2 separate regions of the Homo sapiens genome follow, and region 1 is linked to region 2. A link is an interaction called in ENCODE POLR2A ChIA-PET data of the cell type or tissue named here. Cell type or tissue: MCF 10A. All regions are shown on one strand. Links, peaks and the distances in the headings refer to the core of each region. The heading gives the core; the rest is flanking DNA. Region 1 overlaps CELF1 (CUGBP Elav-like family member 1). Region 2 overlaps CELF1 (CUGBP Elav-like family member 1).

Region 1 (15,196 bases), core at 3,340-11,339, 75 kb before region 2:
ATTACAGATGTGAGCCACCGCACCCAGCCTCTATTTTCTGGATATTAACCCCTTATTAGATAGATGATTTGCAGATATTTTCTCCCATTCTGTAATTTGTCTTTCACTTTGTCGATTGTATGCTTTGATACACAAAATATTTCATGTTCGATATAGTCCCATTTGTTTATTTCTGGTTTTGTTGCCTGCGCACTTGGTGTCATATCCATGAAATCATTGTCAAATCCAATATCATGAAGTTTTTCCTCTATATTTTCTTCTAGGAGTTTTATAGTTTTAGGTCTTACATTTAGGTTGTTTTAACCTTTTTTTTTGAGACGGAGTCTCACTCTGTCACCCAGCCTAGAGTGCAGTGACTCGATCTTGGCTCACTGCAATCTCTGTCGCCCTGGTTCAAGCGATTCTCCTACCTCAGCCTCCCGAGTAGCTGGGATTACAGGTTCCTGCCACTGTGCCTGGCTAATTTTTGTATTTTTAGTAGAGACGGGGTTTCACCATCTTGGCCAGGCTGGTCTTGAACTCCAGACCTCGTGATCCACCTGCCTCAGCCTCCCAAAGTGTTGGGATTACAGGCTTGAGCCACCGTGCCCGGCCCGTTTTAACCATTTTTAAGTGTATAATTCAGTGACATTAGTTACATTGAGGTGTTGTGCAATCATCACTGTGATCTTTCCAAAATGTTTTCATCACCGCATACAGAACCTCTGTAACCATTAAGCAATAACTCTCAATTTTCCCCTCCCCCCAGCCTCTGGTAGCCTCTAATCTATCTTTGTTTCTGTGAATTTTCTTATTCTAGATATTTCATGTAACTGGAATCATGTAATACTTGGCTTTTTGTGTCTGGCTTATTTCACTTAGCGTGTTGTTTTCAGGGTCCCTGCATCATTTTGTAGCATGTATCAGGACCTAATTTCCTTTTTTTTTTCTTTTTTTTTTTTTTGAGATGGAGTTTCGCTCTTGTCGCCTAGACTGGAGTGCAGTGGCGCGATCTCGGCTCACTGTAACCTCCGCCTCCCGGGTTCAAGCTGCCTCAGCCTCCTGAGTAGCTGGGACTACAGGCATGAGCCACCTAGCCTGGCTAATTTTGTATTTTTAGTAGAGATGGGGTTTCACCATTTTGGCCAGGCTGGTCTCAAACTCCTGACCTCAGGTGATCTGCCCGCCTCGGCCTCCCAAAGTGCTGGGATTACGGGCATGAACCACCGTGCCCAGCCCTAATTTCCTTTTATGGCTGTGTTCCTTTACTTCTTGAGGTCAGGAATGTCTCCTTTATTTTGCTATCTTCTCCTCTCTTGGAGTTCTATAAAGGTTCAATTGATTACAATTCATGCTCTTCATATGGATTGCCAATCACAGAGAGACGTCCACTGACATATTCAAACTTCTTGAAAATACAAATATGTCAGCATGTATAAAGTGGTCTATAACGATAATCCAAATCACTGTTTATAGCATTTTAAATTTCTAATCTAGTCAGATTTTCCTATCTTTGAATATACAGCATTTTCTTTCTTTCTTTTTTTTTTTTTTTTTTTTTTTTTTTTGAGGTGGAGTTTCGCTTTTGTTGCCCAGACTAAAGTAATGGCATGATCTTGGCTCACCACAACCTCTGCCTCCCGGGTTCAAGTGATTCTCCTGCCTCAGCCTCCCAAATAGCTGGGATTACAGGCATATGCCATGACCCCCAGCTAATTTTTTGTATTTTTAGTAGAGACGGAGGTTTCTCCAGGTTGGTCAAGCTGGTCTTGAACTCCTGACCTCAGGTGATTCACCCACCTCAGCCTCCCAAAGTTCTGCAATTACAGGTGTGAGCCACTGTGCCTGGCACAGCGTTTTCAAAAAATGTGTGCTGAAAAAGTATCACATGAAGAGGATAAGAATTGACAAGTTCCTGCCTTTGCTTTATACCTATAATATATGAATGGCTTTCTTAGGTGGACCAATTTCTAGGTATCTTATGTTGTGCACAGATAAATTTGTAAATCTGTCATTAATGGCCTAGTTAGAATAATACTTTCAGGTATGAACATTTCAAAGATACTCATAGGTCTCTCAGTTTGTTCTAGTGTGAAGAAAGTTGGCCCGGCGTGGTGGCTCATACCTGTAATCCCAGCACTTTGGGAGGCCAGGGTGGGCGGATCATCTGAGAAACCCCGTCTCTGCCAAAAATACACAATTAGCCAGGTGTGGTGGCGCATGCCTGTAATCCCAGCTACTTAGGAGGCTGAGGCAGGAGAATCGCTTGAACTAGGGAGACAGAGGTTGCAGTGAGCCAAGATCAAGCCACTGCACTCCAGCCTGGGCTACAAGAGCAAAACTCCATTCCCTCCCCCGCCCCCGCCCCCGGCCCCCGCCCAAAAAAAAAAAAAAAAAGATACTGAGAGTATCTGTCAATTGCATGAAAGGCCTTTCTCCTATTTTTCTCCCTTAAAAAGATGTAGGGAGGCCGAGGCAGGCAGATCACAAGGTCAGGAGATCGAGACCATCCTGGCTAACACGGTGAAACCCCGTCTCTACTAAAAATACAAAAAATTAGCTGGGCATGGTGGCAGGCACCTGTAGTCGCAGCTACTTGGGAGGCTGAGGCAGGAGAATGGCGTGAACCCGGGAGGCGGAGCTTGCAGTGAGCTGAGATGGCACCACTGCACTCCAGCCTGGGTGAGAGTGGGAGACTCCATCTCAAAAAAAAAAAAATATATATATACACACACACACACACACACACACACACACACACACGCAGACACACACACACACACGTATACATATGAGAGAGAGGGGCTGGGCATGGTGGTGCATGCCTGTAATCCCAGCACTTTGGAAGACTGAGGCGGGCAGATTGCTTGAGCTCAGGAGCTTGAGACCAGCCTGGGCAACATAGCTAGACCTCATCTCTACAAAAAATACAAAAATTATTGTATTTTCCTACAAATTTTGTAAAACTTTTCTACTAAAAAAAGAAGAAATAGAAATAAGGTCTCTGGCAGCTAGGCAAACTTTATGCTGTAAGACTTCAGATTCACTCCTTGTTATTAACCTCTTAATGCTCCTTGTTATTAACAATATGTTCCTTATTAACCTCTTAATAACCTCTTAATAACTCTTGTTATTAACCTCTTAATAATGAGTATTGGAGACTTTATGGTTCTGAATGAAGGTCAGTATTTATTTGTTCTTTTGAGACAGAGTCCCGCTCTGTCGCCCAGGCTAGCGTACAGTGGTTCAATCTCGGCTCACTGCAACCTCTGCTGGGAGGGGTTCAAGCAATTCTCGTGCCTCAGCCTCTCAAGCAGCTGGGATTATAGGTGCCCGCCACCATGCCCGGCTAATTTTTGTATTTTTAGTAGAGATGGGGTTTCTTCATGTTGGTCAGGCTGGTCTCGAATTCCCGACCTCAGGTGATCCGCCCACCTCGGCTTCCCAAAGTGCTGGGATTACAGGCATGAACCACTCCACCCGGTCTTAATTTTTGTATTTTTATTAGAGATGGGGTTTCGCCATGTTGGCCAGGCTTGGCCAGGCTGATCTTGAACTCCTGATCTCAAGTTATCCGCCTGTCTGGGCCTCCCAAAGTGTTGTGATTACAGGCATGAGCCACCATGTCTGGCCTATTCTTTGATTCTTGATTTTTTTATTTTTATTTTTTTGAGAGTGAGTGTCACTGTTGTTACCCAGGCTGGAGTGCAGTGGCACCATCTCAGCTCACTGCAACCTCCACCTCCTGGGCTCAAGTGATTTTCCTTCCTCAGCCTTCCGAGTAGCTGGGATTATAGGCATGTGCCACCATACCTGGCTAATTTTGTATTTTTAGTAGAGATGGGGTTTCTCCATGTTGGTCAGGCTGGTCTCAAACTCCTGACCTCAGGTGAACTGCCCGCCTCAGCCTCCCAAAGTTGATTGCTATTAATATAATCCTATAGTTACCAGAACACGTATACTAGAATTACAGTACACTGAAATGGTCAAAAGGCAAATAAAATAGAAATAAGAAAATTTTGATGAAAATCTGGAGAATTAAGTCTTTCTGTAATTGAGAGTTGATTTTTTGATTGTGGAATCCTTGAAATGGTTTGAAAGAATGATGTGACTTGAATGGGCTTTATAAACACAGCCTGGTAAGGATAGCTGTGACAGCTTGGGACAGTGGATTTGGGGTACCACCAGTTAACATTTCTGGCCCTGTTTTCCTGTCTTTAAAGTGGAGATACCAACTCAGAATAGTAATGTGAGGATTAATTGAGGTAACTTATGCTAGGCACTGAACAGTGCCTGATACAGTATTGATAATGCTGTTTCTTTTTCCATGTGTAAAATGGGCATACCACTAGTCTCTTGGGTCAGTAATGCATTTCAGCCAAATGAAATAAATAACACAGGTGAACTGCCTAGGAGTGCCATACATAGATGAGCAGTAGCTACTATGTCAGTGTTCCTTTTGTTCCCTTTTATGAGTGCATTTTGTTTTGCATTTTCTTGTGTCTGTTGTGGCTTAAGGGATAAGATTTGTGTGTCTGAAATGCTGTGCTAAACAGGACGTTGTTCCTTGTGGAATACTTGGGTAATATGGTTTCCTAGATTTCATATTCACTATTTCTACTTTGAGAGTCTACTGTTAGGAGGCTTCTGTGTTCAAAGAAAACTGAAAATTATAAATGAATATTTTGGATTTGTAATAGGGGACACTTGGGTCTCTTCGTAGTTTCAAGTGACAAGTTGAGGCGGGGAGGAGGGCTCTAATATTTAGAGTTGTAATGCAGATTTAAGACTTAATCAGTTTTAGCTATTTGCTTTGTAAACTATATTGTATCAAGAGTCCTTATTTGCCGAAAACAGCTTTCTTTTTTTTTTAGAGACGGGGTGGGGACAGGGGTCCACGGGTCCGCTATGTAGCCCAAACTGGTGCAAACTCTTGAGCTCAAGCAGTCCTCCTGTCTCAGCCTCCTGAGTAGTTGGGATTGATTACAGGAGGGCAACATCATGACTGCCTTGAAGACAGTTTCCTTGATGAGACCTTTGTAAAATAACTTTGGTCTTGTCATAGAATTGGCTTAGAATCTTCTTAAAGTAGAGGTTTCTTTATAGAATTCTATAGTTATTTTTTAACCTCTGCTGTGCTGTGGAGGCCATGAGTACATATTTGTTTATTTTACACTTCATTAAGTTCCAGATTTGTAAAGTTTGGGGCTTTTTTGGGCTGTTGTTTTCCGAGACAAGGTCTCATTGTGTCACTCAGGCTGGAGTGCAGTGGCGTTATCGTGGCTCACTGTAGCCTCAACCTCCCAGGCCTCAAGTGATTCTTCCCCACCTCAGCCTCCCAAGTAGCCGGGACTATAGGTGCGCAACACCACGCTTGGCTAATTTTATTTTTTGTAGAGATGGGGTCCCACTATGTTTCCCAGGCTGGTCTTGACCCCCTGGTCTCTAGCAATCCTCCTGCCTCGGCCTCCCAAAGTGCTGGGATTACAGGCATGAGCTACCATGCTGGCCTTCTTTTCCATTAGAGACAGGATCTCTCTTTGTTGCCCAGACTTGAGTGCAGTGGTGCAATTATAGCCTGGAACTCTTGGGCTCAAGCGATCCTCCAGCCTCAGCTTTCCGAGTAGCTGGGACTACAGGTGCACACTGCTACACCTGGCTAATTTTTGTAGTATTTGTAGAGACGGGATCTCTCCTAGTCTTGAACACCTGTCCTCAAGTGATCCTCCTGCCTTGGCCTCCCAAAGTGTTGGGATTACAGGTGTGAGCTGCCGCACCCAGCCCTGTTGATATTTTCTAAAGATGAGCACAGTCCAGCCCTGTTGATATGTTGTAAAGCTGAGCACGGTGGCTCACGCCTTTAATCCCAGCACTTTGGGAGGCCAAGACACGCGGATCACGTGAGGCCAGAAGTTTGAGACCAGCCTGGCCAACATGGTGAAACACTGTCTCTACTGAAAATACAAGACTTAGCCAGATGTGGTGGTGCGTGTCTGTAATCCCAGCTCCTCAAGTGGCTGAGGCACAAGAATGGCTTGAACCCAGGAGGTGAAGGTTGCAGTGAACTGAGATCACGCCACTACACTCCAGCCTGGGCAACAGGGAGACCCTGTCTCAAAAAAAAAAAAAAAAAAAAATGGAGAAAGTATCAAGAATGATGAGGTTTTTTTAGTGATTGCATTGATACCTAATGGATCTCACTTAATCAAATTTGATGTGCCACTTTTAGATATGTTCATGGGTGCAGATACGGCTTTATTTATTTGAGACAGAGTTTCACTCTTGTTGCCCAGGGTGGAGTGCAGTGGTGCGATCTCAGCTCACTGCAGCCTTCGCCTCCCGGGTTGAAGCGATTCTTCTGCCTCAACCTCGAGTAGCTGGGATTATAGGCACCTGCCAGCATGCCTGGCTAATTTTTGTATTTTTAGTAGAGATGGGGTTTCACCATGTTGGCTAGGCTGGTCTCGAACTCCTGACCTCAGGTGATCCACCTGCCTCGGCCTCCCGAAGTGCTGAAATTACAGACGCACGCCACCGCGCCCAGCCCAGTACGGCTTTAGAAAGAACTCTCCACTAACTTTATGACCTCCAGGTCTTCTTTTTATAGCTACATTCAGCTTTGACAAAATGGAGTTGAATAATTTTACTTTCTTTCTAAGTTATAACTCCATTAAAACTGTGTTTTGGGGGGGAATGTCTTTAGTTTGGGGATTATGCAAAATGAAGTTTTTTGATTCCTGGGCTGTGTAATTTTGTACTGTTATACTTTTAATTTCGAAGGGTCAGTAGTTTCCATTTTCTTTCTTTCTTTCTTTCTTTCTTTCTTTCTTTCTTTCTTTCGTTCTTTCTTTCGTTCTTTCTTTCGTTCTTTCTTTCGTTCTTTCTTTCTTTCGTTCTTTCTTTCGTTCTTTCTTTCTTTCTTTCTTTCTTTCTTTCTTTCTTTCTTTGACAGTCTCGCCCTGTCACCAGGCTCTGGAGTACAGTGGTGAGATCTTGGCTCGCTGCAACCTCTGCCTCCTGGGTTCAAGCGATTCTCCTGCCTCAGCCTCCCAAGTTGCTGGGATTATAGGCATGCGCCACCACACCCAGCTAATTTTGTGTTTTAAGTAGAGACGGGGTTTCACCATGTTGGCCAGGCTGGTCTCAAACTCCTGACCTCAGGAGATCCACCCGCCTTGGCCTCCCAAAGTGCTGGGATTACAAGTGTGAGCCTCCACACCTGGCCAAGTAGTTTCCATTTTCATAGTAACATTGCTACTCTTTAGCAAAATAATCATTAAGTTAGAAACTGTCACCACTTTCTCCTTGTTCTTTTACCTTTTTGTTTCCTGTGAGATTGAGTAAGCTCTTGCAGACTGTGTGAATATGTATGATATTGGTGATAATGTGAGGTGACTAATAGTCTACTGTGAGTAGATTGTCTTTTTTAACCCAGTATTATTTGGACATCTGTTAAGTTTTTGTTAATTTCTGTTTTGTACAGATAATTTGCTGTACGCTTTTTCCAGTTGCTTTGTACTTCTAGCTTTTGTGTATGGGAAACATTCTACTTTTCAGCTCCAGCCGCTTTCCCTCACACTGCAGTCACATAGCTCAGCTAGTGTTTCTTTCCTGGATGAATTCTGTCTGGGTGTTGCTGCTGCTAACTTACCATGCTAGATCGGGTGGGATATTCTCAGTGAGAAACACCTGTGCCATTTACTGGCTGCTTGCCTGTTTTTTGTTTTGTTGTTGTTGTTGTTGTTGTTTGAGATGGAGTCTCTCTCTGTCGCCCAGGCTGGAGTCCAGTGGCGCGATCTCGGCTCACTGCAGCCTCCACCTCCTGGTTTCAAGCCATTCTCCCTGCCTCAGCCTCCCAAGTAGCTGTGATTACAGGTGCCCACCACCATGCCCGGGTAATTTTTGTATTTTTAGTAGAGACGGGGTTTCACCATCTTGGCCAGGGTGGTCTTGAACTCCTGACCTCGTGATCCACCCACCTCGGCCTCCCCAAAGTGCTGGGATTACAGGCGTGAGCCACCGCGCCCAGCCTGCTTGCCTGATTTTGAGTGCTCTCTGAGCAAGAGTCTCGTGGGGGCCGAGGAGTGAAAGGAAGTCAGGGTGGTGATGACAGCTTGAAAATGCATAACTGTTTGACATTTGTCAGCTAGTGGGTGATTACTGCATGATGAAGCAGCACTGCTTTGTGTTCAAAGTCATTTTATAGCAGGCTTTCAACAAGGATATTTTACTGGAAGCTGTTTATGTGGTAAAAGATTATTTATCCCTTAGGTCTGTATTTCCTAGATGGCTAGAGCAAGAGGAGCAGACATCACATTTCGTGTTTAGGAATGCTCTTCAGCCCCTCCATGCTCATGATTCAGTATTTGTCATTTAGTGCACAGCTAATCTTTTTCATGAGGCTTTTCCTGTCCATTCATTCCTGTACCTGATTTAGTATTTTATTATTTCAGCAAGATTTTAAGCTTTTTGAGGATGGAAACTGCCTTACTGCTTAGTGTATTGCATATACTTTAGGGGAGTGGTTCAGGCATATAGTCCCTACTCTAATTATACCTTGTGATTTAGCCCCTCTTGTAATATCTTATTGCACCAGAGGTGGACACCTGGCCCAAGCTGGGCAAATCACTTTGTCCTAGGAATTTGAGATTAGAACTGAGATTCAAGTCTTTAAGATACAAATAGTCACCTACATTCAGAGAACTCAGGACATAAAATCAGATGCTGGTATGCAGCCAAGTTCAGGCTCGTACAGGTGGAAGCAGTGAAGGTCATTCCGTAGGGAGGGAGAAGTAAGTAGATTTCATCTGGAAAGAAGCATAGATGAGAAATGCAGCTCTGGAGAGAGGGCAGCCATCCACATGCAGAGCAAAAATCTGGATGCCTAAAGACTTTCCAGGTGTGGGCCTGTTTGGAGTTCTTGGAGTGGTCTAGTACCCTTTCAGTTAACTCTAGTTTTTATGTAAGCTTTCTGTTATTTTCAGCCGAAATAACTTTGAGTTAGACTTAGTACAGAGCTCTGCACAGCACTTGTAAAATTTGAAATTTAGAATCATCTTGTCAGGGATCATGGCTCTTTGGAAGAGTAGCTGGGATTACAGGTGTGTGCCACCATTCATGCCTGGCTGATTTTTTGTATTTTTAGTAGAAACAGGGTTTCACCATGTTAGCCGTGACTGGTCTCGAACTCCCGACCTCAGGTGTTCTGTCCGCATCGGCCTCCCAAAGTGCCGGGATTACAGGCTTGAGCCACCACACCCAGCTGTTGGGAAGAGTGCTTTTTCCCCCATACCCTCCTTAGCCCCAGGCAAAAGGCCGCTGGAGGTCTTGACTCCTTCAGTATATATATTTGCATTTGGTGTTTAGAATGCTTTGCCAGATCAAGATTATGAGTTTATTTTTTTAACAAGTTTTTTATAATTATTTGTTTTTAATTTTTTTAGGAATATGAGCCTGTTAAAAATAATACTGCTATTTCAGATAGGAAACTTAAAGTGAGCCATCAGTTTTAGAGAATTTTTGTTTGTGAGGCATATGGATTCAGTCTTTTCTTCATTTCTAGTTAAGTGGCGTTTGTTTTAGTTTCCTGATTGTTTCCTCTTAAAAAAATGTTGATGGGCTTGAGTGGAACACAATAATGTGGGTTGAATGGCTGTTGAGACTTTAAACAAAGGGTAATGGTGAATGGCTGTGTGCCCAGTTGATGGAGTCTCTCTGGTCCCAGCTCAGTAACTTCATGAATGATCTGTGAGAGGAGCATCACAGTGGTGTTTTTCTCTTTGAGAAATGTTAATAAGGGAGAGGGGGAAGCTCTGAGAAAGACAGTTTAGCGCTTCTAACGTGATTTTGTTTTTTTCCTGTGATATTTTGGTTTGTTAGGTTGAAAGACTTTATTCCAGAGAAATGTAAACATTCCCTGTAATACTAATGAGCAGGAATTAAAAAGAGACAAGCTAGTTTTGAAATGGAGATTTTTTTTTTTTTTTTTTTTGAGACGGAGTCTTGCTCTTTTGCCCAGGCTGGAGTGCAGTGGCGCGATCTCGGCTCACTGCAAGCTCTGTCTCCCGGGTTCACGCCATTCTCCTGCCTCAGCCTCCCGAGTAGCTGGGAGTACAGGTGCCCACCACCATGCCTGGCTAATTTTTTGTATTTTTAGTAGAGACGGGGTTTCACCGTGTTGGCCAGGATGGTCTTGATCTACTGACCTCGTGATCTGCCCGCCTGGGCCTCCCAAAGTGCTGGGATTAGAGGCGTGAGCCACCACGCCCAGCCAAAATGGAGATTTATATACAACCTGGTACACAGCCAACATCAAGATTCTGTCTTCCATATATAGATAATGTAGGATAGAAAAAGCTAGAAGATATTATTTGATATCAGAGATCAAATGATGATTGCAAATATATCTAAACAATATTATGGGCCAGGCATGGTAGCTCATGCCTGCATTACCAGCACTTTAGGAGGCTGAGGCAAGAGGATTGCTTGAGGCCAGGAGTTTGAGACCAGCTTGGGCAAATACAGGGACTCTGTCTCTACAAATAAAATTATTTAGCCAGGCATGGTGGTGCACACCTGTAGTCCTAGCTATTTGGGAGGCTGAGGCAGGACTCAACTCCTTGAGCCCAGGAGGTTACAGAAAGCTATCATTGTGCCAATGTACTCCAGCCAGCCTGGGTGAAAAAGTGAAACACCTTTCTTTAAAAAAAAAAAAAGAAAAGAAAAAAAAGAAAACAAAATGATTATGCCTTTATGTGTTGTGTGTATCGTACTAAACCCAGTGCTGTGCATAGAGGAAATTTTACAGTCTATAGTGTTACATAAGTACTGGGGCCTTGCATAAAGTAGATATCTGGTAATTATTTGTTGACTACTCCATGTCTAGTCAAATGGCACTTTAATTTTATGTTTTGGAACAGTTCAGTATTAAGGATTAGTAATAGGAAAAAGACTTAACATTTTAATTCTGTGAATTTAAGTCATTGTCTTCTGAAGATGGAGTACTTTAAAAGCTCCAAGGAGTTATCTGGAAAAAAAATGTAAGCAGCTTTCCATCAAAAGACATTATGGTTAAGGTTTGTACTGTAGGCCTGGTGTGGTGGCTCACGCCTGTAATCCCAGCACATTGGGAGACTGAGTCGGGTGGATCACGAGGTCAGGAGATCGAGACCATCCTGGACAACATGGTGAAACCCCGTCTCTACTAAAAATAACAGAAATTTGTTGAATGTGGTGGTGTGTGCCTATAGTCTCAGCTACTCAGGAGGCTGAGGCAGGAGAATTGCTTGAATCCAGGAGGTGGAGGCTGCAGTGAGCCAAGATGGCGCCACTGCACTCTAGCCTGGGCGACAGAGTGAGACTCTGTCCCAAAAAAAAAAAAAAAAAAAATTTGTATGGTAAAAACCTTGTGGAGCTCTGATCTTGAAACTTCGTAATTTTTATTGCCTGAACAGTCAGAAGGCTCCTAGACAACTCTGATTTTGGCTCAGTTTTCAGTAGCTCCAAAGAATAAGAAAAGGATAATCTGATATTGCTGGCAGTCTGCACTCTTGCCTTTCTGGGCCAAGACATGCTTTTCCAAATAAAATCAAGGAAATAGTAAACCACTAGTAAAAATGAATAAAGCATCCAAGAGTTTGCCTCCTGTCATGTCCTGTTTTCTCCTTTTTGTTTCTAGGCTGTTTGATATTAAACTCATGTGCCAAAACTATACTGTGGACTTGTCCTTCCTACTTCCCCTTTCAAGCTGATGGGAAATAATTATGGAAAGACATTATGTTTATTATATATTCATTGTTTTTATTGCGTGCTATTTCTGTTTAATAGTCTCTGCATACATTTACAAGTGCAATTTTTATTTTTTATTATTATTTTTTGAAATGGAGTCTCACTCTGTCACGCAGGCTGGAGTGCAGTGGTGTGTTCTCAGCTCTGCAGCCCCCGCTTCCCAGGTTCAAGTAACTGCCTCAGCCTTCTGAGTAGCTGGGATTACAGGTGTGCACCACCACGCCCAGGTAATTTTTGTATTTTTTTTAGTAGTGACGGGTTTTCGCCATGTTGGCTAGGCTGACCTCCAACTCCACCTGACCTCAGGTAATCTGCTCACCTTGGCCTCCCAAAGTGCTGAGATTACAGGCATGAGCCACCACACCCGGCCTACAAATGCAGTTTTTTAAAAAGCTTTGCAAACCTCTTTACTGAGCTAATTTGGGTTATAGATAGCATTGGGAAACTATCTATCAGTCTGTCTATCTATCTATCTATTTATTTATGACAATCTCGCCTTGTCGCCCACGATGGAGTACAGTGGTGCAATGTTGGCTCACTGCAACCTCCGCCTCCCGGGTTCAAGTAATTCTCGTGCCTCAGTCTCCAGAAGAGCTACTACAGGCCGTTGGCACCATGCCCAGCTAATTTTTCTATTTTTAGTAGAGATGAGATTTTGCCATGTTGGCTAGGCTGGTCTCAAACTCTTGGCCTCAAGTGATTCACCTGCCTCAGCCTCCCAAAGTGCTGGGATTGCAGGCTTGAGCCACCATGCTGGCCAGAAACTATTTAAAAACAAACTCTTGGGCTGGGTGCAGTGGCTCATGCCTATAATCCCAGCACCTTGGGAGGCTGAGGCGGGCGGATCACAAGGTCAGGAGATCAAGACCATCCTGGCTAACACAGTGAAACCCTGTCTGTACTAAAAACAGAAAAAATTAGCTGGGCACGGTGGCACACGCCTGTAATCCCAGCTACTTGGGAGGCTGAGGCAGGAGGCTCGCTTGAACCCAGGAGGTGGAGATTGCAGTGAGCCGAGATTGCACCACTGCACTTCAGCCTGGGCGACAGAGCAAGACCCTATCTCAAGAAAAAAACAAAAACAAAAAAACTTGTGGGCATGCTACAGGAAAGCTTAGGTGAGTAAATATAGCAAAACAAGACATGATTTATTTTTTTTTTTTTTTTGAGATGGGGTTTCGCTCTTGTTGCCCAGGCTGGAGTGCAGTGGTGCAACCTTGGCTCACTGCAACCTCCACCTCCCCGGGTTCAAGCGATTCTCCTGCCTCAGCCTCCTGAGTAGCTGGGATTACAGGCATGCCCCACCATGCCCGGCTAATTTTCTATTTTTAGTAGAGACGGAGTTTCTCCATGTTGGTCAGGCTGGTCTCGAACTCCTGAACTCAACTGATCCGCCTGCCTCGGCCTCCCAAAGTGCTGGGATTACAGGTGTGAGCCATCTCGCCCAGCCCAAGACATAATATGTTTGTGGAGTATCTTAATAACTATTGCCTACGGTAGTTAATGGTATATCTTATCTCCATAGAACCATTTTTTTTTTCTTTTGGTTTGTGAATTTGTTGTATGAATTGGTTCTGAGTTTGGTTTTCAACACATTTAAATGGAATTTATATTTAGGTTTCAGTAGTTATTAGTGTGAGGGATACTCTTGAAATTTGTGCCAGGTACTTTTCTGGCTCAAACTATTATGGATCAGGCGTAGGGTAGCTGAAGTTCTAGATTATTACTGTGAAATCAAGTGCTGTTTTTGTTAATGTTCATTTGTCTGGTATAAGTTTGCTCTGGGGCTAAGCTAGATCTATGGAAAGACTTAACCCTTTTCCAGAAAGCTTCCAACTTAGGGAAAAAAATTTTTTTTTTTCTAATTCTGACTGTTCCACTTCTGAAAAAAACAGATCCACAGATCAGACTTGTAAATGATCTGTTTTCTTAAGATATCTTCTAACAGAATGGGTCTCCAGGGAACTGAGTGACAACACACATTTAGCTGGGAGTGGCAGTTCATCTCCCTAAACGTAATTTAACATCACATTTATCTACACACTACAGTTTTGGAGGCATACTTGGAGATTGAACTTATACTTCTCTTGGCTTATTTTATTTTATTTTATTTATTTTTGAGATGGAGTCTCGCTCTGTCGCCTAGGCTGGAGTGCAGTGGTGCGATCTCTGCATACTGCAAGCTCCACCTCCTGGGTTCACACCATTCTCCTGCCTCAGCCTCCCGAGTAGCTGGGACTACAGTTGCCCACCACCACGCCCGGCTAATTTTTTGTATGTTTTTAGTAGAGACAGGGTTTCACCATGTTAGCCAGGATGGTCTCGGTCTCCTTACCTTGTGATCTGTCTGCCTTGGCCTCCCAGAGTGCTGGGATTACAGGCATGAGCCATGGCGCCCGGCCAGCTTTATTTTTATAATTTTGTGTCTGATATATTTCTAACATAATTGTGTAGAGAAGCTGAGATTTCTTGAACTTTGGAAAACATTGAAATCTTGATAGAAAAAATACTAAATATGGCCAGGCGCCGTGGCTCATGCCTGTAATCCCAGCACTTTGGGAGGCCAAGGCGGGTGGATCACCTGAGGTCAGGAGTTCGAGACCAGCCTGGCCAATGTGGTGAAACCCCATCTCTACTAGAAATACAAAATATTAGCCGGGCATGGTGGCAGGCGCCTGTAATCTCAGCTACTTCGGAGGCTGAGGCAGGAGAGTAGTTTGAACTAAGGAGGCGGAGGTTGCAGTGAGCAGAGATTGTGTCACTGTACTTCAGCCTGGGCAACAAGAGTGAAACTCTATGTCCAAAAAAAAAAAAAAAAAAAAAAGGAAAGAAAAAATGCTAAATATAACTTATGTTGTGGTCTGGAAAGAAATAGCAGCATACATAGGTCATAGAAACTTCAGTTGAGTTTATATTGATGTAGCTGCTTTTATGAAGAGGGAGGGGAAAAACTAAGAGTTGAATATATTTAACTATTGTGCAACAGAGTGTCACTAAAATAGTTATAAATATTCCTTTTTTTTTTTTTTTTTTTTTTGGGGGAGAGTCTCGCTCTATTGCCCAGGCTGGAGTGCACTTGAGCAATCTCAGCTCACTGTAACCCCTGCCTCTTAGGTTCAAGTGATGCTTCTGCCTTAGCCTCCCAAGTAGCTGGGATTGCAAGTGCCCGCCACCATGCTCAGCTAATTTATGTATGTATGTATGTATGTATTTATTTATTTTTTGAAATGGAGTCTCGCTCTGTAGCCCAGGCTGGAGTGCGGTGGTGCGATCTCAGCTCACTGCCACTTCCGCCTTCCGGAGTTTAAGCAGTTCTCCTGCCTCAGCCTCCTGAGTAGCTGGGACTACAGGCATACACTGCCATGCCTGGCTAATTTTTTGTATTTTAGTAGAGAGGGGGTTTCACCATGTTGCCCAGGCTGGTCGTGAA
Region 2 (15,196 bases), core at 3,588-11,587:
ATGAAACTCACTGATTTTGGCATACAGCTATATGAGTATTGACAAACAGTCCTAGTCCTGCAACCATCACCACAGATTAGGAACATTTCCATCACCCCTAGAAATTCCCTCGTGCCCCTTTGTAGTCATTCCCTGCATCTGGCAACTACCAATCTGTTTGCTGTCCCTGTGGTTTCTAGGCATTATTTGGAAACCTGTTTTGTTTATAACCCCTTTTCACCTCCTCTTCTGTGTTCCTCTCTGAGCCTACAGTCTCTGTTTTCCTGCTCCACACACAAGTCGGCCTGCTTTATTATCCCAACACTCCTCCTCCTGCGGGTAGAATTTCTCACATCCTCAATGAGATGGAGCTTGGCTGAATGTGAGGGAAGGAATCTGTTTTAATGTTTGCCTTTGGTTCCTTGCTTTGTATTTAGAGAATCTGTTTAGTTCCCCAGATGAATCTCTGTTTTTAGGGATTGTGACAGTTTTAACATAGGTGGAAATGAAAGATCACTGGTGCAGGGCGACGAGCATGTTTGACACTGATACTTTTCCAATTCCTGGGTATTTTGAAGGTCCAGAGGGAGCCAACCTGTTCATCTACCACCTGCCCCAGGAGTTTGGTGATCAGGACCTGCTGCAGATGTTTATGCCCTTTGGGAATGTCGTGTCTGCCAAGGTTTTCATAGACAAGCAGACAAACCTGAGCAAGTGTTTTGGTATGTTGGCTTCTCTCTGGTGTCAGGATGGGATTAGTATTTTACCACTGAGAAAGAAGGAGCTCACTGCAGAAAGATCTGAATATGAGTTTGTGGTGTTGTTTTAACTTGGCCATGGGCAGGTCATTATGACCTCTTTTTGAGCCCCAGTTTCTCATTGCTGTAGTGGAGGTAAGGATTTCTACCCACACTGTTGCTCCAGAGAGAAAAATAATATATGGAAAATGGTTTGCAAAAAAACCTTTAAACAGTCCAGGTTTGTGCCTGTAAGTCCCAGTACTTGGGGAGGCCAAGGCAGGAGGATCGCTTGAGCCTAGGAGTTCGAGACCAGCCTGAGCAACAGAGTGAGACCTCATGGCTACAAAAAATTAGTCAGACGTGGTGGCGTGTACCTGTGTTCCCAGCTACTTGAGGCTGAGGTGAGAGGATCACCTGAGCCCAGGAGGCCAAGGTTGCAGTGAACCATGGTCACACCACTGTACTCCACCCTGGGTGACAGAGCAAGACCCTGTCTCAAGAAAAAGAAAAAAACCTTTAAATTACCATGTAGCTGTTAAGTGGTACTATTAAGAACCTAATTTATTTCGTATGACATAATGTCCAGATTTCTTGTCCCTGCTGAATAAAATTGGGATTTGAGATGAAGCACATAAGGTATCTTGCATAAGGAGGACTGAGAATCTCCTTGCCTCATTATGTCCCTCACCTAGGTTTCTGCTTGGACACACAGGTTTTGTAAGTTACGACAATCCTGTTTCGGCCCAAGCTGCCATCCAGTCCATGAACGGCTTTCAGATTGGCATGAAGCGGCTTAAAGTGCAGCTCAAACGTTCGAAGAATGACAGCAAGCCCTACTGAGCGTGCTCCCCTCTGAGACTGGAGTGAGAGGGTCTTCTGGTAAGTGGGGGAGGAGCACCCTTAATGATTCGAAGCCCTGAGGCTGTGTGTTGACAGCCCTGGACCCTGATCCCTGCCACTCTCGCAGGCACAGCTTGCCCTGAAGACTCGGCTACTGCCTTCTGTGGGAGTTTCGCTTCGTACAGAGGACAAGTTTGTGCTTTGGTTTCCAGTGTTTTACTTTGGAGTTTAGGTGCCATATCCTGAGGTTTTTTTTGTTTTTGTTTTTGTTTCTCCTTTATTTAAAGTTTGCTGTGTTTGTAACCAGTGTGTGTTGAGAAGGACCAACACCAAACCACCCTGGGGAAGGGGGACAGGGAAACATTTAACACAGACGATGATCAGGATTTGCCCCAAACCACCCCAAGAGAGAGGACTGAGTGGAACAAAAAAGTGACCCCCAGAACCTCTCTTAGTGTGAGGGTGGGTAGAATGAGAACTGACACCTGGGAGCTGTGGGGAGCAGAGCGGCTTTGGGGAAGAGTGGAGTGACTAGACACCTAATGCCCTGGCAGCTGGAGACTCAAACTCCTGTACAGCTACCTTCTGGGAAATAGTTTTTGACACCTATTTTTCAGATTCTTGTCCGGAATTTCTGCTGCTCTTTTCAAAAAAGGGCATTAACAATTCTCTGGAAATAAAGCACCTGTTAGCCTGACATATGCAAAAAGCAGGGCGGCATCACCCATTACGAGCTCCCCCAGCCAGCAGTCAGTATTGGATTGGCCTTGCCTGGCTGGTGGCAGTTTGGGAGAAACAGCCAAAGAGGTTAGTTTATTTCAACACCAAATTAGACCATGGCCCATTTCCAACGGGTCTCTTTAAAGGCCTCTATGGAATACATTGCCTGGTTTCCTTCTTTGCAGTTCACCACAGCAAGGAATGTCACCTCCATCCCAAGCCACCATTTTCTCATGAAGGCAAATCCAAGAAGGGCTTGCAGTTCTTGCTGAAGGGGGTACCATTTGTGGGCAGAGTGATCAATACCATCTAGTTGGGGGAGGAGGAGCTTATTTCTTGGTGTACTTGAATCAGAAGGTCCCTGCAAGCCAGTATGCTTCATTTGCCAGTGGCCAGAAATTCTCCCTTGCCTCCTTGATTGAGGTGTCCCAGATGTAGTATTCCCACAGGGGTCTGGCAGGCCCCTCCTGTAACCACTCCAGTCACATTTTCTGCTCTTGAGGCAGAGGTGACATCAGGACGTTTACAGCCTCCACATGAATTGAGTGTTCATTTACCTCAGTATTACCGTGTTCATTTTTGTCCTCGTGCTACAGTTAGCTCCCTGCCGCCTCTTGCAGGTCTTACTTCAGCTCTTGCCTGTGACCCACACAGCTTCTGGGCTCTGCCTCTGCTCTAAGAAGTGCTGTGGGGGTAGAGAACCAGGAAGGACATGCTGTTGGGAATGTACACCTGGGCAGAGGTGGCCCTGTTAAGATGTGACTGTAGCCACAGCCAGGGATGGGATCCCTGGGTCTCTGGAATCTGAAACCTCAACAAATACCAGTCTTGACCCCTAGCAGCAGAGATAAGAATAAAGGGGTTGGTTTGCTATTAAGTCAGATGGGGGCTCTCTCCTTGTCATGCTGTCCCTGTGGGTAACAGACAGGGATTGACCATCTTACTGTTGTACAGGTAGCTGGTGGTGTTGGATTATCCCATTGAAGCTGGGACAGCTGTTCCTTTCTCATAGTGATAACTTGGGTCTGTTGTCCTCTAAGGAACGTGAAACATACACTTCTTAAGCTGAACCACGTAAACTTGAAATTCTGCGCACTGGGAGAAATGTGTCCTGTGTTTCAAAGGATAAAACTGTTCTAAAGGCTTCCAGGGTCATGATGGGATTTTTTAAATAAATGCAAAAAATAAAAATAAAAAAGAAAAAAGAAAACAAAAAAAAAAAAGAAAAAAATGCTAGGTTGGGGAGGCGCTGTTCTGAATCCCAACCGGCTGGAACCAAGAATGTCGTTTCTATTTTTATAGAAGTTTTATACAGCTCCGGGGTGGAGAATATTTATTACCTAAATTATATCTCTGGAAAAGGCCAGGATTTTGTAGAATCCAGAATGTGATTGTTATACACACAGGGTGCTGTGTATGATTGAAACTACTGACTTTCTGTGGCCCGTTTGCAGCCCAGCTAACCTGCCCAAGGGGAAGGTGTTAATGCTGTGAATTGGCAGAGGAGAGAGCTGTGCTCCATAGGGTGCTGCCGGTGCTGTGCTCCCTAGCCTTCTGTTCTGTCTTCCTCCTTAGCCAGAACGCCACTCCCTTCCCACATCCCCTTCTTCTCTCCGCCTTCCCCCATCTCACCATTATTTGTCCATGGATTTGTCCTGGGCTCTGGGACCTTATGAAACCCCTTTCCTAATGACATAAGAGGCCAAGGTGCAATCCACCCACCTTTGATACCAGACCCTGAGGGCTTCATACCTGCTGATGGGTTTTCTTTTCTAAAAGGAATGCTCGCCCCAGCAGGGTCCTGGGCTGCTTGAGCAGCCAGCTGGTGAGACCATGCACTTCTCTGTTCTCTCCTCCCCCTGCCCAGTGAGTTAGCACAGCAGTAGCACTGCCCTTGAGCACAGTTCTTTCCCCAGGCCAAAGATGGTTTTGTGAAGAAGCTGCTCCCCTACAAGTCTCACGTGTGAAAGGGCTCAGCTCAGAGTGGAGACTCGCTGTCAAGTCTTAAGCAATCCTTTTCTGTTGTGTGAAGGTTTCACTTACAATGTGTTTTCTGCTGTAGTTTTGTTTCTTACTTGGGTTACATCATGAAATTGATTTGCCTTGAATGCAGCCAGACCACTGTCTCCTGGGTTCCCCTTGAGTGGCCAGGGCCTGGATGGAAGCTAAGAGCTTGGATTTCTGGGAACAAAGGGCCATCCCCATAAGATTGAGCAGAAATTCTGGTCCTCTTCCCTGAAAAATTTTCCCCACCCCAGCCAGCATCTTCTGCTTCCCCTTGGGTTGTGACCAGGGAGTGGGGAGAGAGGCTGAGGCTCTGCTCCCCTGGAGACCTTCTCTTAGGAGTTGGGTGCTTCATGGAAAATCCAAGCCTTAGGTTCCCTTCTGTCTCTGGCAATTAGATGTGTTCTTGGTGTCCTCCATGTCCTTTTTGACTTTTCCCTGTGTCCATTGTTAGCATGTGCAAAAGTTCCCTGTCATTACCCAACCCCTGCCCGCCCACCTCATTTCAGGGCTGTACACACAGTGAGTGTTCCTGTTCTCTCTCTCTTTGTTTGGATGTATTGCTCTGTGTAACTCAGTGGGTCTCCCTCTTTCTGGTTTGTTTTTTTTTCTAGATTCCTGCCGTTTGTTCATCGTTGTGCCTAAAGCATGTCGATGTGGCGTCAAGTACATCGTCCAAATCCCTGTCTCTTCAGCTTCTCTGATGCTTGAACTCTCACCTTTGACCTTGTGTTGACCTTTGATGCTGATGTGTATTTTTATTATGTTTGTTTCTTTCTTCGTTTTTTTTTCTTTTTTTCTTTCCTTTTTTTTTCCTTTTGTGCTGCCAAATTGGTTTTGCTAGAACGACTGCTGAAGGGGAAATATTTAAACTTGCATTTGAATATAAAAAAAATCTATTTTTCTAGAACTTCATAAGATAACCACTTGATTTTGTGATTCCAATTCTTTGTAATTGTCTTCAGAGCAGCCCTACTAGCACATACCGCGTGGTGTTTGTATTTCTGTGAACACACAGCCAGTCCGTTTCTAGGCTTTGTTTCTCTGTGTGCTTAGTTTTAAAGACAACTTTGAAGTAAACAATGAAATAAAAGATGTCACTAAAACCTCTGAGGCTCCTGAGCACATTTTGCTGATACAGTCTGTGGGGCTTGAGGAGACCGCATGTATTGTTCTTTCTTTTGTTTTTCTTCTGAGTTCTCAACTGCGGAGAGCACCTGAACCCCCTTTCCTTTTTGACCGCAGGCTGCACTTTGGGCCCCAGCCAGCCCTTTTTCTTTTTCTTTTTCTTTTGTGGTTCTTCCCTGGAGCGACTCTGGGGAGTCCTGGATATCCCGCCTGCCCCTTCCCCTCAGCCCCATGCTTGTTCCAACAGTCTCCACAGCAAAATGTGATGCTTTGATTTTTTTGTTGTTGTTTTTGTTTTTGTATTGTTTTTGTGTTTTTGTTTTGAATTTTTTCCTTTCCTACTAAGATTATGCCCAGAAAAAAGTTTTGCATGTTTCCTGCTGTTTCTTCACACCTTCGTATATATCACCTTCACCTCTCTGTTTTCTATAGTTTGTGCAAAAACTGATCGATTTAAAAGGGTTTCAAAGAAGCTGTTTTAAATTGTTGTAGGGTTGATTATTTTTTTCAAGATTGTATTGTTTAATTTTGAAGTGGCAACTTTCTCCTCTATTGCCCTTAGAGCGTTTGCCTGTGCACTTAGACTGTCACTTCGTGTGGCCTCCAGGTCTTACCGGGGCTTCCGGGAGGCTGGCTGCTTTGCTCAGAGAGGGTGGGAAGGGGGCCTGGAGAGACACGAGAAGCAGAGGTAGAGCCTAGAAGGTGGCAGCAGGTGGGTAAGAGGCTTATTTAGCACATTAGGGGCAGTGAGCACCTGGAGGAAGGAGGGCGCTCCCAATCACCCGTAGGAGGCCATCTGCACACCAAGCGGCAATTCACCTGCTGGCGCTTTTCCTAGGTGACAAGCACAATACTACAGTCTTCACACTGTTTACAGCCCTGGGCACCAGCCACCCGGCACTGGCTCTTCATCACAGCTCTGCTCTTGCTTAGCTAGTGGGGTGGGGGAAAGGGCAGGGATTTGTTTTTTTAATTGGGTGGAGAGCCAAACAGCTACTGTCCCTGGGTGCCAAGCAAGCCAGTTTTTTGGTTCCCTGAGGGAAACTGACCCTCCTCTCTTGTGGCACCATCCAGCCTCAGGGTCTTGGAGACTTGAGTAAGAATGTGAGTGGAGGGGGAGAGGTGAGGAGAGGAGCACAGGGTGGATCTGTGGAGGGAAGAGGTTACAGGGGGAGGAGCTGATGATAGATCCCACCCAGACTTAAGCTGCTGGTGGGTGGGTGAGCTGGGAAGTAGGACTGTCCAGGGAAGGGTGGAGAGATGTAGCTAGGGGCTGGGGAGGGGGAGGTGGAAGCGCTATTGAGCATCCTCCACACCAAGGTTGATGAAGGAAGGGATCCCAGCAGGGTTTCTGCTCTGGGGCTGGCAGGTTGCCTGGTATTATGCCCAAGGCCGCTCTGCCTGGGGGAAAGGGCAGCCAGGCAGAGGCCCAGTGTCTGGTAGGCTGCTGAATTTCCTGGAAGGGGTGATTGGATGGAAAGAGGCCAGAAACCCCAGCCTGAGAGACTGCTGTGCACCCCACAGTCTGACTGCACAGAGCCGCCTCTGTTGGCAGGAGGCACTGAGGCTCCCCTTCCTGTGTATTGAGAAGCAGTGTTTGCCAATATATTTTGCTTTCAATTCCAAGAGGAGCTCTGGGAAAACCTGTGGATAAAACCAAATGCCAAATGTTGGACGTTGTTTCCTTTTCCTTTTCTCTCTCTGATTGTTTTAATTGTTCTGTGGTGGTTTTAATGGATTTGAGACCCTGGAGCGGCAGCTGCCTTTCTGATTTCCAGCTGCTTTTTGTGAATAATTTAAAAAGAAAAAAAAAAAGAAACTTTACATTTTGGAGACAAACCTGTGTGAGTTTTTTATTGGTACAAACGTTGTATTTAACACTAGGGGTTTTGTACAGTTTTTTGCCTTTTCTACTAGAAAACAATGTAAAGTGATTTCACAATGTGAAGAGAAAAAAAAATTGCCACTATGACCAAACGCACAGTCTGTTCTGCAGCAACAACGGGATTCAATCAACTCAGTCGTGATTCAGCCGTAGAAATGCTTTTCCTTTATCTTGTTTGAGCTTTTCCTTTCTTTCCTGTTTTGATTTGCAAAAGAAAATGTCTTTTTTGTGTGAACTTGTGTTGTACTCTGTAGAAAATTATGGATTTTACTTTAATGGTTTAAAAAAAGGCAAGGAGAGCCCTCGTCGCTTTTCTTACCTAATCACAGAGTTTGTGTAGTGAATTTAAAAAGAAAAAAAAATTGTTATAAGTTTGGAGCAAGGGAGTATGTGTTTCAAAGGAATCTCCTTCCTTTTTTTGTGTGTTTTTCCTTTTGTCCCAATGGGGAACCTAAATCTGTTTTAATTGCACAGACACATGGACAAAAAGTCATTTTGTATCTGCCAAGTGTGGTACCTTCCTTTGTTTATTTGCTATTAAACTGTTTGAGAAGAACTGATGTCTTCAGAGTTACTGATTGTTGGGGAGGGTGATGTGTCCTTGGAGCAGGTGGGGTTGCCATGTTCCTGAAGAGGGGGTGTGGGTGCCCTATAAGGCTTCATTTTTATGTACCTGAAGATGTGCAGCTGAACCCCCCAAAAGCTCCGGAAGGAAAACATAATTTCTCCCCAGAAAACTGCCTTCCCCATCTTTTTGTATTCTCCAGGATTTCTACTTATGCGGAAACACCTTAAAACTTTTTTGCCCACCCTAATTTTTGAGCATCTCCTGTTCTCCTTGGCTGCCACAAAACAGAGCTGGTCCAGACCTGCCAGTGCACATCTCTTCCCTAGTGCGCAGAGTCCCTGCTCCCTAGGACTCTGCTGGCCAGCACCAAATCCCAGAGCCCCGGCAGTCTTCCTCCCTCCAGACCTTTAAAGCTCTGGCCCAAAGTTCTTAAGCTTCTACTTCCCTCACTCTGACCTCAGTACAAGGCCCCTGAATGGCATGCTTCTAAGGCTCTGTGGACTACTCAATAGTGCTGGATGGACCAGGCCTCAGCCTTCTCCTACATGTCCCTCTATGTGGAGTGGGTCTTGGGTAGCATTTCTCAGTGAGGGTTGCATTGAGTACTAGACCATGATATGTTCTATGAAATAAGGATTCTTAACACAAATAAGTTTGTGAATGTTGTCCCTGCAATAAAGAATGTTCTCTCTGAAATTAGGCAGTAAAGAAGCCTCAGACTTGATTTAGCCAAGCGTCTCCCAGACTGGGGATCCCTTTTGCTGTCCACTTGTTCTCAAAAACAAGTGGCAGCTTGGGGGTTTTAGATTTTGTCTACCAAGTTCTGCATTTGGGTGTTCCTTTGTTCACGTCCCCATTTTTATTCATTAAAAATGTTTAAAAATCAGAACTTATATGCAAATAATTATCCTAGCTAATGTTGATTGTTTACCACCATCAGGCGCTGCAGGATACACATGATACCCACTACATGTTCCAGGCTTCATAGCATCCCTAGGAGGTAGCTAGTTTTCCCATCCTCGTTTTACAGATGAGCAAACAGGTTAAAAGAAATTGGGTTGCCTGCTAGAAAGTGGTGTGCACTGGGAATCAAACCACATTGCCCAACTCCTGAGCCCTTTCTCCTAACCACTACTGAATAGAAAGAATTCAAAAGCCAATAAATGTGCTTTAATTAACCTGTGTCTCATCACAGATTGATTGCTCTCTGTCCTCTAGGCCCCAGTGAGAGGAGCTTAGAGGACCTATGGCTTTTGTGGCTCCCCTGGGAGGTGACTCATTGCAGCTGCGCCCTCCTTAAAGCAGCCATTTTGGTGTTTGAGAGGTTCACTTGTAACTGGTTGGTCAGCGGGCTCCTGCAGGGCGCTGCTGCCTGTGGGGGACGGGCAACTTCTAAAGAGCACTCCTCTCCATACTCTCACGTCACTAGATCTGAGACCAGCTCAACCATTGTTTACCCAGTGTCGTTTGTTTTTATTGTGACAAAATCAAATTTGCCATTTTAAACACTTTTAAGTATAATTTTTAAGAATTTTGTTTTACTTTGGAGTATAGATTCAAGTTGCCCTGAATATATACTCCCTATAATTTTATAATTTACTACCATTAAACACATTCACAATGCTTGTGCAATCATCATCACCTGATTTTTTGTTTTTGAGACAGGGTCTCACTGTCAACGACGCTGGCATACAGTGGTGCAGTCATTGCTCACAACAGCCTCAGCCTCCCCAGGCTCATGTGATCCTCCCACCTCAGCCTTCGAATAGCTGGGACTTACAGGCACATGCCATCATGCCTAGCTAATTTTTGTATTTTTTGTAGAGACAGGTGTCGCCATGTTGCCCAGGCTAGTCTTGAACTTCTGGACTCAAGCAGTCTGCCTGCCTTGGCCTCCCAAAGTGCTGGGATTACAGGCATGAGCCACCATGCACAGCCCCATTACCACCTAATTTTGTAAATCAACTTGAAATGTACTTTTTTCATTCTGACCCACTGATATTTGTGAAATTACAAGTTTGATGCTGTAATCATTACATTATAAAATACACATTAGCAGGGCTCGGTGGCTCCGCCTGTAATCCCAACACTTTGGGAGGCCAAGTGGGAGGATCAATTGAGACCAGGCTGGGCAACAGAGTGAGACCCCATCTCAACAAAAAATAAAATCAGGCATGGTGGCACACACCTGGGGTCCCAGCTACTCCAGAAGCAAAGGTGGAAAGATTGCTTGAGCCCAGGAGGTCCAGGCTGCAGTGAGCTGTGATCATGCCACTGCACTCCAGCATAGGTGGCAGAGTGAGACCCTGTCTCCAAAAATACACACACACACACATATAACTACTAATATAAAGTGTCCATGGAGTGCCTTCTTAGTGAGTTCTGCATTTCACACTTGGGGAAATTGGTGTAGTGGAGGGCAAGGGTAGAGAATCAGAGGCTTCCCCCTCAGACTCTCTTCCTGGGCCTTTTATCTAAAAATAGAATATTAAGTATAACTTGAGCATCTTTTAATTGAAATAATGCTTAAAGGCTGTTGCTTCTCTTTAAAATTGACCCAAGGCCGGGCACGGTGGCTCACGCCTGTAATCCCAGCACTTTGGGAGGCCGAGGCAGGCAGATCACGAGGTCAGGAGATCAAGACCATCCTGGCTAACACGGTGAAACCCCGTTTCCATTAAAAATACAAAAAATTCTCTGGGCATGGTGGCGGGCGCCTGTAGTCCCAGCTACTCCAGAGGCTGAGGCAGGAGAATGGCGTGAGCCTGAGCTGGCAGTGAGCCGAGATCGCGCCACTGCACTCCAGCCTGGGCGACAGAGCAAGACTCCATCTCAAAATAAATAATAAATAAAATTGACCCAAAAAAGGAAATATGTCAAGTACTATTTCAGCCTTTTAAAAAAGTTTAGGCTTTTGCATATTTATTATAATAAAGCTGTATCTTTTTTTGAGACGCAGTTTATCTCTTGTTGTCCACTCTGGAGTGCAATGGTGCGATTTCAGCTCACTGCAACCTCTGCCTCTCAGGTTCAAGCGATTGTCCTGCCTCAGCCTCCCTAGTAGCTGGGACCACAGGCACGCACCACCATGCCCAGCTAATTTTTGTATTTTTAGTAGAGATGGGGTTTCACCATGTTGATCAGTCTGGTCTCGAACTCCCAACCTCAGGTGATTGACCTGCCTTGGCCTCCCAAAGTGCTGGGATTACAGGCATGAGCCACCGTGCCTGGCCAATAAAGCTGTATCTTAATTAAGTGTTTTGTTGGATTTTGTTTTGTTTTTGTTTTTGTTTTGAGACAGAGTCTTGCTCTGTCACCCAGTCTGGAATGCAGTGGCACAGTCTGCTCACTGCAGCCTCCACCTCCCAGGCTCAAGCAACTCCCTTGCCTCAGCTTCAGGCATGTGCCACCACATTCGACTAATTTTTTGTATTTTTAGTAGAGACAGGGTTTCACCATGTTAGCCAGGCTGGTCTCAAACTCCTGGCCTCAAGTTGATCACCCACCTTGGCCTCCCAAAGTGCTGGGATTACAGACATGAGCCACCTCGCCCGGCCAATGTTTTGTATTCTTTGAAAACCTCTTCATCCTTCTGTAGCTTGCTCAACACCTACTTTTTGCCACATTCCTGTTCATCTGGCTGGCAGAGGCACCTCCGCACTGACTTTCTCGGTCAGCACACAGCTTCCCTAATGCTCACATACTATGCTCACCTGAGCAGCTCGGTCCCTGATGAGGAAAAAGCCACCAGGCTGGAAATTAAACACCAGGTTGTGCCTGCACCTCAGGGAATGTCAGACTAATGTTTGATAATATTTCCCTTCAGGAGAGATCGGAGCTGGACTTGCCTTGCACCTTGTGCCTTCAAGCATTTTCCTTCCTTCTCAGGAGTCCTTTCCAACCCCCACCATCTGGTGTTTAATTGCTTTTGCATGCATTGACTTTCTCTGTACTGGTTGAAGGCTCCAGCTATAGGGAAGGCTTTTGTTTTTTAAAAATTCAAGGCAGGTCGGGCGCGGTGGCTCACTCCTGTAATCCCAACACTTAGGGAGGGCAAGGCAGGCAGATCAGTTGAGTTCAGGAGTTGAAGACCAGCAGTGCTAGCATGGTGAAACCCTGTCTCTACCAAAAATACAAAAATTAGCTGGGCATAGTGGCGGGCACCTGTAATCCCAGCCACTCGGGAGGCTGCGGCAGGAGAATCTCGAACCCGGCGGGCGGAGGTTGCAGTGAGCCAAGATCATTCCGCTGCATTTCAGTCTGGGCGACAGAGTGAGACTCCCATCTCAAAAATAAATTGAAGGCAGCCTTGGGATGGGAAATTGAACTCACACAACCAGGAAGGGCTTTCCCGCAGTCCCCGACACTTTCCAGGCCCAGGTCTTGGCCTGCTCTACCCAAGGTTTTTCCATTAGTGGGGATGGGTCTTACTAATCTGAGTCCTCTTGAGATTTGGGTTGTATTTAAACGGCTTTATTGCATGACGTGGTGGCTCATGCCTGTAATTCCAGCACCTTGAAAGACCAAGGTCGGTGGACCACTTGAGGCCAGGAGTTCAAGACCAGCCTGGCCAATATAGCGAAACCCCTTCTCTACTAAAAATAAACCAGGCATGGTGGCGCATGGCTGTAATCCCAGCTACTCAGGAGGCTGAGGCACAAGAATTGCTTGAACCCAGGAGGCGGAGGTTGCAGTGAGCAGAGATTGTGCCACTGTCCCAGCCCAGGGAACAAAGTGAGACCGAGACCCTGTCTCAAGAAAAAAATAATAAACAGGTTTATTGAGATATAATTCACACACAACACAACTCATCCACTTAAAGCATACCATTCACTGAGTTTCAGAGTTGTGCAACCATGAATGCAGCCTAATTTTAGAACATTTTCAGAACCCTGTACTCATTTAGCAGTCACTCCCCATCCTCTCCCTCACTCCCTTTCCCATTTCCTAGTAACCACAAATATACCTCTGTCTGTATCTTTACTGGTTCTGGACATTTCATTAAAATACAGTCATGGGATATGTGGCCTTTTGTGTCTGGCCTTCACTTAGTCAACATCCTGAGGTATTTTCTCCTTTCTTCCTCCTACTTGAAAGCTAGTGGCAGCACCCACTGCCTTGTGGCACCTGCTCCTGCCATCCCTCATCCTTCTGAGCTTGTCTGCTCCCAATCCAGCCTTGTTTCTGCAGCTCTCCCAGCTCCTCTTTCTGGTTGCCGATATTATCTGCCTCAGCCTGAATCTGGAAGGCTTCTAGACTCACAGTTGTCCAATACAGTTACCCACTAGGCACTGTAGCTTTTTTTGTTTAAATAACTAAATATGGGCCCAGCCAGTGGCTCACCTTACCTCTCCATGCCTGTAATCCCAGCGCTTTGGGAGGACGAGGCAGGCGGATCACTTGAGGTTGGGAGTTTGAGACCAGCCTGACCGACATGGAGAAACCCCGTCTCTACTAAAGATACAAAATTAGCCCCGCGTGGTGGTGCATGCCTGTAATCTCAGCCACTCGGGAGGCTGAGGCAGGAGAATTGCTTGAACCCGGGAAGTGAAGGTTGTGGTAAGCTGAGATCATGCCATTGCACTCCAGCCTGGGCAACAAGAGCGAAACTCCCTCTTAAAATAACAAAAATGTAGTACCTCGGTTTCACTAGCCACATTTCAAGTGACTGGTGGCTATCCTATTGGACAGTGCCGATACAAAACATTTCCATCATCACAGGCAGTGGCAGGACTGTTCTAGACAGTTTGCTGTTTTTGTTTGTTTGCTTGTTTGTTTTTGAGATGGAGTCTCACTGTTGCCCAGGCTGGAGTGCAGTGGCAGGATCTCGGCTCACTGCAGCCTCTGCCCTCTGGGTTCAAGCAGTTCTCCCGCCTCAGCCTCCCGAGTAGCTGGGACTACAGGCACCTGGCATCACACCTGACTAATTTTTCTATTTTTAGTAGAGACGGGGTTTTACCATGTTGGCCAGGCTGGTCTCGAACTCCTGACCTCAGGTGATCCGCCCACCTCAGCCTCCCAAAGTGCTGGGATTACAGGCGTGAGCTACCACGCCCGACCTATTCTGCTTTTAAGAAAACAAAGCCACCATTTATTAATCAGCCACAGCCACTGCATTCGTCCTCCCAGCAACTGGTAGCATAGGAAGATAGACTGAGGCACAGAGAAGCTGCAGTTCTTCTGTTCATGTGGCTAATAAGTAGGACAGTTGTGTTTTCATGCAGGCCAACCTGACCCCGTAGTCCTGTAGAACATATTCCTTTGAGGGGTCACTAAGGTGGACCCTGGGGTGCCCTGGTTTAAATTCCACCTCTGGGACAGAGCTTCATGAAGACAGGAGCCATACTTCATTTCTCACTGGAGGCCTCACCATTCCACACACACTGGCGGGTAAGTATTCAGTAGACATTTCTGTCACCATCCAACACAAATGACCGCCAAGTCCCTCAGAGCGACTTTACAGGAATTCTAATACAACTTCTGAGTCCGCTCACCAGGGGCCCTGCCACTTGAAGTTGGTGCCAGCACCTGTTTCAGTAGCAGGGCCCTGTGCTGTTAGAGGTTCCCCCTTGGCGGTCAGGGAAGGACCCAGGTGAGGGGAGCCTACCTGTGGCCATTCAGCCCTGAGAGTGCCACTAACCTGCCCTTCCCTAGAATGGGATGTGCCTGGAGCCCGAAACACCTGACAGCAATGACTTGTTTACAAAATCAGGTGAGGGTTTGAATTTTTTTTTTTTTTTTGAGATGGAGTGTCACTCTTGTTGCCCAGGCTGGAGTACAGCAGTATGGTATCAGCTCACTGCAACCTCCGCCTCCCAGGTTCAACCAATTCTCCTGCCTCAGCCTCCTGAGTAGCTGGGATTACAGGCGCGTGCCACCACGCCTGGCAAATTTTTGTATTTTTAGTAGAGATGGGGTTTCACCATGTTGGTCAGACTGGTCTCGAACTCCTGACCTCGTGAGCCACCACGCCTGGCCTTAATTTTTTTTTATTAAATGCAAAACATTTAGGTGGTTCTTCAAAAGGCTTAGAGTATGTTGGGGAAATCTTTGTTTTAAGGATTCCCTAATCCGGTAATACCAAGTCTACCATCAGCACCCCTGTGACCTTGGACAAATTACTTGATTCTCAGCCCCAGATTGTTCATCTGTTAAATGGAAACAAAAGCACCTGCCCCGTACAGTTGGGAAGATGAGAGATTGTCTCAAAAACTAGCCAAAGGGGCCGGGTGTGGTGGCTCATGCCTGTAATCCCAGCACATGGGGAGGCGAAGGCAGGGGGATTGCTTGAGCCCAGGAGTTCAAAACCAGCCTGGGCAACATAGCGAGACT

The links. ChIA-PET counts read pairs that join two places held together with the same protein. Peaks named below come from ENCODE experiments on the same cell type or tissue, not always from the same donor. Only the 100,000 strongest peaks of a DNase experiment are listed, where the experiment ranks them.
Region 1: POLR2A ChIA-PET joins it to region 2 with 5 read pairs; 8 of 35 experiments call an interaction of 5 or more read pairs at or near these places.

What each region holds. Positions count from the first base shown.
Region 1 is chr11:47,533,417-47,548,612 of GRCh38, reverse strand. The region is part of intron 1 of CELF1 (CUGBP Elav-like family member 1); the gene reads left to right. Among named protein-coding and RNA genes, the nearest start is that of CELF1, 12 kb to the left of the region's middle. RefSeq lists an enhancer at 5,947-6,446. In MCF 10A, for the core only: no CTCF peak of the experiment used is centred there; a DNase peak (open chromatin) is centred at 8,322.
Region 2 is chr11:47,458,593-47,473,788 of GRCh38, reverse strand. It overlaps CELF1 (CUGBP Elav-like family member 1), which reads left to right. Exons shown (of 15, transcript NM_001376376.1): 14 at 558-701; 15 at 1,432-7,852. The coding sequence ends at 1,559. Among named protein-coding and RNA genes, the nearest start is that of RAPSN, 17 kb to the right of the region's middle. In MCF 10A, for the core only: no CTCF peak of the experiment used is centred there; no DNase peak of the experiment used is centred there.